2 separate regions of the Mus musculus genome follow, and region 1 is linked to region 2. Evidence: chromatin contacts called from ENCODE Hi-C or POLR2A ChIA-PET data. All regions are on one chromosome and are shown on one strand. The core of a region is the stretch at or near the end of the contact, and the rest is flanking DNA. Distances in the headings are between cores, read along the strand shown.

What was found. A loop is a pair of places that touch in the nucleus more often than their neighbours do. ChIA-PET counts read pairs that join two places held with the same protein, here RNA polymerase II (POLR2A).
Region 1: a loop to region 2 is called in a map of T-helper 17 cell, with 2.8 times the contacts of the local background. The contact joins two enhancer-like sites. A Hi-C loop is called at or near these places in 3 of 37 maps with a recorded cell type or tissue (T-helper 17 cell and heart). POLR2A ChIA-PET finds 5 or more read pairs at or near these places in 4 of 5 experiments (Patski and embryonic stem cell).

What each region holds. Positions count from the first base shown.
Region 1 is chr16:10,364,773-10,369,974 of GRCm38, forward strand. All of the region lies in intron 5 of Tekt5 (tektin 5), which reads right to left. Among named protein-coding and RNA genes, the nearest start is that of Gm41419, 4.0 kb to the right of the region's middle. Within about 2 kb of position 1,944, at least 1 of the 3 ENCODE cell types and tissues checked has a DNase peak (open chromatin) inside an H3K27ac peak, as active enhancers do; it is heart, where a contact is called at or near this core.
Region 2 is chr16:10,298,360-10,302,956 of GRCm38, forward strand. All of the region lies in intron 1 of Emp2 (epithelial membrane protein 2), which reads right to left. Among named protein-coding and RNA genes, the nearest start is that of Emp2, 13 kb to the right of the region's middle. Within about 2 kb of position 2,217, at least 1 of the 3 ENCODE cell types and tissues checked has a DNase peak (open chromatin) inside an H3K27ac peak, as active enhancers do; it is heart, where a contact is called at or near this core.

The sequences.
Region 1 (5,202 bases), core at 694-3,193, 66 kb after region 2:
GGGCCTTCCTGAGCTATCAGGGCCATCACCCTGAGCAGGAGAGCATCCTGGATCAGCCTTCCTGGTGAGCAAAGTGCTTCTATCAGGCTTGTGTCACAACACAGAGAAAGATGACAAAGGTTAACGTCCCAATCCCCTGTGAAATCATTGCTAATCCAAGCGAGTAGATAGCATGTATGGTTGGTTGTAATGGCACATAAAATGAAGAGCCACAGAGCAATAATCAAAACCAGTGTCTAGGAATGCAAAGCACACTGCTAGTGGTACCACGGAGCACATAAAGATGGGAGCCAGGAACTTCACATGAACAATGTGTGCCAAGCGCTAACACAAAAGATAACCTCATCCTCTTCATCAGGACCAAAGGCAGAAAACAGAAAGCTCCCAGTCCTAAGAGTTTCTTTCAGTTGGGTGTTGTGACACGTTTCTCCCATCCCAGCATTCCGGAGGTAGACGTGGGAGGATCATTTCCAGTGAGGCTAACCTGGGCCACAGGAGACCCTGACTCAAAATTAATTAGTTAAATGACTTGCCACTGTGCCTGATGATGACTTCAGTTCTAGCCCTGAGACCCTCCCGGTGGACAGAGGGAACTTGCTCTCTGAGTCCTCTGATCTCTACCCATGCACCATCCCATGCACACATACATACACACAAGATAAAATACATGTAGACGAAACTTTCCCTTTAAGAAGAATCTTCAGTTCAAAGGGGAAAATACTATCTAAACAGTAAAAGTCAAAGTTCTAGAGATTCTTGGGCTCTGCCCCACTGAGGTTCTGACTCTGTGGATGGGACACTTCTCAGAATCCTTGGTGACTTGGTCATAGAAACCCCTGTTTGACTTAGAAGTGCAGAACTACTAGGTAAACTGAGGCTCTTCAGCAGGAAGGGGCTGGGCTAATTGCCTTGCTGCAGGTGGAGATGTGGAGCTAAGCCCAGGCTGTCTGTTCCAGCAAGGAGTCCTAAGCAGGATAGAGTTTGTTTACTATCTGTGCATGTGAACCCACAGGCGCTTCCCACAAGGGAATTGGCCCCACCCCAGGCTTCCAGCTTCTGGGAGAAATGTACAGACAATTTTGAAACTGGACACCCCCCGCCCCAAGCCCCAGCCCCAGCCCCAGAGTTGTGCTTTCTCCTGTGGCTCAGACTCTCCAGGCAACCAGGCAGGAAGCAGAGAACCCAGGAGGCCTCTGGAGAGGAGAGCCTGGGCAAGTGGGCACATGCTGCAGAATGCAGAGCCTCAAGTTCCAAGCTCTTACTAAATGTATGTAACATGTGTACACATACCCACACACACTCTACCTCCTTTGAAGCCACCCCAACCTGTTCCCAGAGCTGTGCTATTCCCACGTTTATATCAAATGCGGCAGGTTGTAGGGTATGGTGGTGTACATCCGCAAGTCAGCACTTCAGAGGATCACAAGTCCAGGTCCTGACTGGACTAAACTCTGAAAGCTGTTCTCAACAAGAACAAAGAAGAAAACTCAAGCAGGCATTTATCACACACAGGGCCTTTACAGAAGTTGTCCCCTCTGCTTAAGGAACTCCTTCTCAGATGCCAGCAGGCTCCCTTCATCACCTCCTCAGGCTGGGGCCTAGGCAGCTCTGGTTGCACCTCATTAAACAACGCTTCAGAACTTTAGCCAATGTGTGAGTCCCTTTCTTTGAGGCAAGGCCTACTCAAGTTTTCAGCCATTCAGAGCAGAAGTGGATGCCCTCTGGAAAGAACAGATTTCTCTCCAGACTAATACCCTCCTGCCTTGTTATACTACACACTCAAACAAGGGCACGCGCGCGCGCGCACACACACACACACACACACACACACACACACACACACGGCTGCCTGGCATCTTGGCCCAGGCTCTGAGGGATTCCCCTGGAATTTTCATCTTTCCGTTCCCACAAAGCTAGGGAAACAGGCTCCAGGGCACAGTTTGGCTCATCCCAGAGTCTGGGTGGGACCTCTGGGGATTGGTCCCCAGGGGGTCACCCCATGGGAGGAGTTTTGGCACACTGGATCAGGCAGCTGCCAGGCTTTTCCTGCCCTGGCTGGGAGTGGTTGTGAAAGGGTGGCATGGGAGAGAGAATTCCTTTTTCACTCCTCTGCATCCCCATAAGGCAGGGTGCCTGCCACTCAAAATAGGGAGCCTCGGCAGGGTGTGTCCGAAGCCTCCCTGGTGCTGCACGTCAGAGGACAGATGACTCCATCTCCCTAAAACTGACCAGTATTGGAGTCACACACGCTCCATAGCTCAGCTACTGTTCTTATTTGCTGTGACCTTGTGAGTTTCCCAGCCTCTCTGAGCCTAATGCAATCTGTACTCCACGTCTACAGAGCCCTTCCTAATTGACAGATGTGTTTTCTTTCATTTGCTAGACTGGCAAAATTACAATAACCTACTAAGGTGTAGCTATGAGGACTGAATGAGATGGCTAACTCTTACATTGGCAGCTCTGGATGGTTCACAGAGCTGGTGAAGATGTTACGGGATATGTCTGTGAGTGGATGGATGCTCAGGAGTTCCATCAAGCCGGGCGTTGGTGGTGCATGCCTTTAATCCCAGCACTTGGGAGGCAGAGGCAGGTGGATTTCTGAGTTCAAGGCCAGCCTGTTCTACAAAGTGAGTTCCAGGACAGCCAGGGCTATACAGAGAAACCCTGTCTAGAAAAAAAAAAAAAAAAAAAAAAGAGTTCCATCAAGATTGATGGTCTCAGCAGGCATGCCCAGTTTGAGTGGCCCTCATCTCATCCATCACAGCCCAAGTCCAAGCTGCATCGAAGCACAGAGAAGAAGTGACCTCTTTCTCCTGAGCTCTGAGGCGCACGCCTGCCTTCCCCACAGCTCCTTGCTTTCAGACTCAAGTGAGGACCTCACTGGTGGCACAAGCCCGCTGCTTGCTTATAGGGGACTAAGATATGGTTGACTCTGAGCTAAATGTCAAGGGACCATGGACTGGGAACCATAAGTTCAAGCTGCACGGTGGAAAGGTGACTTTTCATAGTCACAGGATAAAACAGTCACAAGTACCAACTCACTGCTGGGAACACCAGGTTGGCAGGTCACAGCAGGGTAGGAAATCTCCTGGTTGCAGGTACTGCCTGGTGACCACCTTGGCCGCAGGGACCATAGAAGCTAGAGGGTTGCTTGGCTGGACCATTACAAAGGTTCTTCCTGCTGACTACAGGGATGTTAGGTCAGACAAGAGGGGATTAAAGATAGTCCAAGATAATTGTCTCTGGGTCTGCAACTTTACAATCACAAAGCTCTAATCAGCCATCAGTCTGTAAGAATCCTAACACTGTGTTCTGGGAACTCCAGTTCAAGTCATTTTCATCCTGGGGACAAGCTAACCTCCAGTGTTCCTGGGTATCTTCTCTTTGATTCTCCCTCTTTCCTTTTACATTTTATTTATGGGGACTGGGGCAGCGCTGGTGTGAACCATGACACAAATCAACAGGGAGATGAGAAGACAACTTCTGGGAACCAGAGATCTCAGAGTTGAACCCAATCTGTTGGGCTTACCCAGAGAGTGTTTTTACCCACTGAGCCATCTCTCCAGCCTTTCCTTTTTGAGACAACCTCTCACCTCTGTAGCCTAGGCTGGCCTAGAACTCAGGGTGATCCTCTTGCCTCAGTCTTCCAAGTACCAATGTATACTGTATGCATCATCATATCTGCTACACTTTGTAAGTCTTCAAGTCGATCTCTTCCAGATGACTCAACTTGGCGTTTGTAGTATGAGGGCTGCCAGTGTACGTGGAGTTGGGTGTGGCTGTGTTTTAATAAAACTTTATACAACCAGGTAGGGGCTAGAATTTAGCCCTAGGCCTATTCGTTTGTAACTTACTACATCACCACAAACCGAGTCATGACCCCTCAGTGCTACAAAGCTGCTACTCCTTAGGCTGCTGGGATTCAGAGAACAGCTACTCTAAAGCTGTGGTTTTTCAACTTAATGCTATGACCTTTAATATAGCCCCCCATGCTGTGGTGACCCCCATCCATAAAATTATTTTTTTTGCTACTTCATAACTATACTTTTGCTACTGTTATGAGTCCTAATGTAAATATTTTTGGAGATAGAGGTTTGCAAAGAGGTCATGACCCACAGGTTGAAAACCATTGCTTTAGCACCTTGCTACTCAAAATGTTAGCCAGAGGCCATTGACGTCTGAGAACTTGCTGGAGAGAAAGACGGTCTTGTCCCAGCCTAACCCTGCTCTCTGGCTCTGCTAACAAGGCTCTCAGGCGATTTTCCTGCATGTTCAAGGACAACAAGCAGGGCTGATGTGTGGTTTGAGACCAGTCTCTGGTTAAGTTTGCAAGGCAGAGGGACATGACTGGGAACGGGAGGACTCACAGCATCATGGTAAGGACAGAGGCAGGAAGAGTAAGAGGACATCTGCCAGGTGGAGCTGGGAAGGGAGCGGGGTGGGGTTGGGATCAGCACGACTGCAGTTTGCCTACCCAGCAAAATCCAAATGAACCTTCTAGAAAAGAGGCCTTGGAGCGGACAAACTGTACCTAAACAGGCACCACCTAATCCTGAACTTCTCCGAGCCTCAGTTTCCCCATCTGTACCTTGGCCACAGAGACAAAGCTAAGGAGTCTCTGTTTTCTCCCTGTTCCCCCACCCCCACCCCACTTAGGTCTCCTGTCAGCAATAGGCTGGGATTCAACTGCAGACAGAGTACTTGCAGAGCGCGCACAAAGTCCCAGCTTCTATCCTGGCACTGGGACACTGACTGGCACTGTACAGTGTGGAAGGCAGTAGTCCCCAACAGCCCCAAACAAAAGGACTTTACTGGGTAGAAAATTGGGCTGCTCTTCCCAGGTGGAACACAGACCAGGGCGATGACTTTGGGGGGAGGGGGATATGTGGCAGAGCTGCCTGCCTCATAAAGCTGCCTGCCTGCATCTTGTCTTGTGACAGCAGCACAGGCCTCCAAGGCCAGGAACTGAAGTTTAATGTGGACAGAGGAGTGGATTTAGCTCCAGCTGGCAGTCACCTCCTCCAGCTTTGTGCAACCTTGCAAATTTATTGTTTTCTGATTTGCACAAACCCAGGGGTTTCCAAGGAGATGCCTGCCTTGATCCAAACAGACTCTCCAGCTTCAGAAAGGGAGTACTGGGGCAGTGGGGGAGGGGGGGGAGGGGGGAGGGGTCAATAGTGAGATATTTTTCAACTTCATCCA
Region 2 (4,597 bases), core at 967-3,466:
TGCCTTAGGGACAGTGGAAGCCCACAGACCCTGGACAGTCTAGCTTCACGCTCAGGCTTCACTCTGGGGCTCTTAGCTAAAGGCCAGTATTTGGCTCTGTCCGGAAATGGCCACAGGCGGGACACTGGAATTTGGCAGAGCCCCAGTGCAGAAGCCTCAGAGACTGAATGGCTTGTCTGCACCCCTGTAGGTCTCCCATCCCAGTGGCAGAGTAACCATAGCATCAGCAATAAGGACAGCCAATGTGCATTGCCCAAGTATACCAGACTCTCCCAAAGGAGCCATTGTTCATGAAATGAACACTGATTGGGCACCTGCTGTATACCAGGTACTCGGTGACATGTGAATACCTGAATACTGTGAGTTCTGTGCATCTAGGAGGTTCTAGCCCCAGGAAGTCCAAGAGTACATAAACAAACAGATGTGGCTTGCCAGTGCACATAGTGGTATGGTAGGCCCTGGGTGAAATAAATAACACCCAAGCTTGGTCTCCAAGGTTCGCACCAGAGATGCTGAGATGAACCTATGCAAGGGGAGCATGTGCCCAACAGGAGCTGAACCTCCGGCTGGCAGAAGCTTAACAGACCTGAAGAGCTGTGGGGCAGCCATGGGGAAAAAGCCCCAGGCCCAGATTGACTCACTGGTTAACTCAGCCAAACATTTAAAGGGGAATAACCCCAATTCCAGGAAGCCTAACAGAGGGCAATGACTGTCCCTACCACTGGCCATTGTGAAAGGCCGACATGACTGGACAACCCTATAAGAATGGCCAGCCCTGAAAACATATAACAGTAAAATCACATGGGCTGATTAGGAGTAAATATATATATATATATATATATATATATATGCATGCATGCAATAACAATTAGTGAAAAAAGAAGCCATGGATTTGAAGGAGAGCAAGGAGAGGCATACGGAAGGGTTTAGAGGGAGAAAAGGAAACAGAAAAATATTATAATTTGATTATAATTGAGAGAGAGAGAGAGAGAGAGAGACCAGAGTCCCAGAGTCCCTCATGTACATGAAGGAAAAGGTTAATAGTTTCAGCAAATTAGAGCATGAGCATGTGTGTGTGTGTCTGTGTGTGTGTCTGTGTGTGTCTGTGTGTATCTGTGTCTATGTGTCTGTGTGTGTGTGTGTGTGTGTGTGTGTGTGTGTGTGTGTGTGTGTATCTGTGTCTGTGTGTGTGTAGGTGGAAGGACAATTTTGGGAACGAGTGTGTGTAAAGTCTGAGACTCAGACTCAGGTTGTCAGGTTTGGTGGCAAGCACGTTTACTCACTAGGTCCCACACTGTGGGATCCGGGAGGTGGGCCTGGCTGGAAGGAGGTAAGGAGGGGTGAGTCTTTGAAGATGAGAGCCTGACCTTCCTGAGTTCCTTCATACTGCCTGCCTCCCAGTCCACTAAGACCAAGGAACCCGGGCCACACACTCCTATTGCCACGCCCTCCCCATCGCCATAGGTTGAAATCCCTCTGACATCATAAGTCAAACAGACCTTTCTCCCCTTCAGCTGTTTCGGTCAGGAATGTAAAAGTAACAGCCAGCCGTGCAGGATCCGTCCCACCACGGAACCCCAGCTGATCTGGCTACTTGTTTATCTACAAAAAGTGGCAGAAAGAAAGCTGCCCAGCTTCTGACCCACAGCTTTAAGAGGTGCATATGTCCCCACTCCTTGTCCTCTGTCCTGAGGGCCTGGACAAGGTCAGACTGGCTAGCTGAAGTATAATAGGCCACATGGTTCAAAGACAGGCTATTCTAGAAAAGACATCCCTACCCTAGCTGTACACAGAGGCTCAAACCCTAACTTTTCTCTCCTTCCCAGAGCCCAACTGAACACAGCCCAGAGTGCCCACCTGGGAAATCATAAACCAAAAAAGCCGAGTTTTCTGTTGAAGTTGTTACCCTCTGGGAAGATTTTTATACAGCAAGAGCTGATGGATACTCAGAGACAACACTGCTTTATTCCAGTCAGAGTTCCTCAAGGACAGAAACCACTTCACATCTCCCCCAGTGGCAAGGCTGCTCGCAAATACTTGTTAAGTTTACTTAATGCTTAATACTTGTGGAGGTTCTAGCAGGGAGCACAGTTACTCTAAACCCTTGAGTGTGGAGGTCAGCCCTCCTCTATCATAGAAAACTACCCTCAACAATCCAGGATGACAAGTATCACAGCCAGATGACCTCACACACAATACTTGTTGAATAATTACTGTTATTCTACCAGTGACTGCTTCCTGCCCCAGACAATGACAGTGCTCACCCCTGGCACCCAAGGGGCTTCCTGTAATTAACACTGTTCAATAAACCCAGCAGGCATCCCACAGAGGGTGCTTACAGGTATTTGTGTGTGTGTGGTGGGGGCTGGCTTGGAAGGGGTTCCTAGGGGTGGGTGAGCCCCAGATTCAGGGTGCTCCCAGTACATGCACCCATTAGCAATGTTCTTTTCATTCTAGAGCACTTACTATTAGTGACTTGGAAGTAATCCCATATGAATTCCTTTTAATGGCCACTTCCTCTTTCATAAGGGACAAGAGCTGTCACTTCTATAGATGGGTTTTGCAGGCAGCTCATTTAGGAAACCAGCTATCCATCTGATTAACTAGTAAGTCAATAGAGGAAGGAGCCATGAATCAGTCCAGTGGCAGGAAGTAACTCCTGCAAAAGGAGGTTCAGACACAGGCTGGGCTGGGGATGTGGCTAAGGTGGTACAGCACTTGCCTAGCATGCACAAAGATCTGTGTTTGATCCTCAACACCACATAAGACTGGACATACATAGTGGTACATGCCCAAGAACCCGATACTTGGAAAGTTGAGGCAGGGGGATCAAGAATTCGATGCCATTCTTGGCTATACAGCAAGATTGACACCAGCAGAGGTTTACCAAAGACTTGTATAGTAAATAATTAATAATAATAATAATAATAATAATAATAATAATAATAATAGACAGCCACAGACTGGAGCCGGGTAGACTGAATGGGTCTATTGTATAACTGTTGTGCCTTGGTTTCCTCATTCAAAAACAGTGCGGGTGACATGGATATACCCACCTCTGGGACTACTGGGAGATAGTTAGATAAAAGTGATCTTATCAGAGCTGGCTCCTGGCTATGCTATGGGCCTGCGGTCATCACCAGTCAGGAAGTAGACCCTTGAGAGCAGAAGTACCACAAACAAAGCCACACCCATGGTAAAGATCCACGAGGCTGACTGAGAGAGCACCTTGATTGTAGAGAGCTGGAATGTGGTGAGTCTAGATTACCTTGCTCTGTCTTTAGTCCTCCTGACAGCAATTCATGGGTGTTAGACTGGACATCTTGTGACTGTCAGGTGAATCCTCTTGGAACATTCAAGCTTGCCAGAGTGGCAGCCACCAACCACAGGATCCGAGGATGTCAGCAGACAGTGAGACCTCTTGCAGAGCTCACCTCTGGTACCTATCTGCCACCCTCACCAGTGTATCTGGAAAAAATGCCTTGATTGGTGACCTCCTGTTGTTCTGTGACTACAAAGAGCTCATGTAACCAATTCCACTGGAAAGCATCATTCAGGGCAACCAGAGCTTATGTTCCCTGGGCCACTGCTGTCATTCTCTTTGGACCTATAGCTGTGTTTTGCATAAACTCCTTGGAATCCCCTCTCCCATCTCCCGGCTTTCCCCCACTGCCAACTTTATTTGCCCAGTACCCTTGCAGGGCAGTCACCAGGAGAGTAAACCATCTGGGCCATCTTTAGGAGGACGGGGAACAGGCAGCTGTCATGGGGACAACAGGGATGTTTAGGAATCACCCTAGCGGGCCCACATGGACATCTGCCCACAGGACATCTTGTCCCTAATGTCCAAGTACTGTGCAATGAGCAGTCAGACATTTGCTCACTTCTGAAGCCTGCAGCTTTATAAGAGGAAGCATCTGCTCACTAAGGAAAGCCCTCAAAAGCGCGCTGGGAGTCACATAGAAGCAAGGCCACCTATGGGCATCCAGACAAATCCCTCACTGCTGAAGAAGGTCCAAGTGCCAGGCCAGCTAGTTCTCTGCTTAAACAAGATGCCAAGTGTGGATGGGAAGTTTTCAAATGTGTTAGCGCCAAGCCAAGATTTCCTCTTGAAGGGTCGAAGGGGAATTGAAGAAAGATTTTGCTTTACTTAATGCTACGTGCCTGGTCCCATTAAAGTGTTGGGGAGGGAGCGGTAAAATGGCTAGGCGGGTAAAGACACTTGCTCCACGCCTGACCATTCTAGTTCAATCCTCAGAACCCACACAGGAGAAGGAAAACTGACTCTTACAAGCTGTTCTCTGACCTTTACACATGTGCTTTGTCAAGCCAGTGCCTGGCCACATCCACACAGACATAAGTAAGAAGCAGCCAGTGGGAACTCCATTTCTGCTGTTCTTTGTGGTACTGAGGACTGAACTGCCTGCATGCTGGGCAAACACCCTACCACTGAACCATACCTCCAGGTTCCCTGACCTACAGTGTAAAAAATAAATTCTGAGATAGGGTCTTACTCAGCTACTGAAGCTAGTCTTGAGCAAAACTAGTGTTTCTCCCGCTTCAGCCTCCTGAATAGGAGAATTTCAGACCAGAGCTA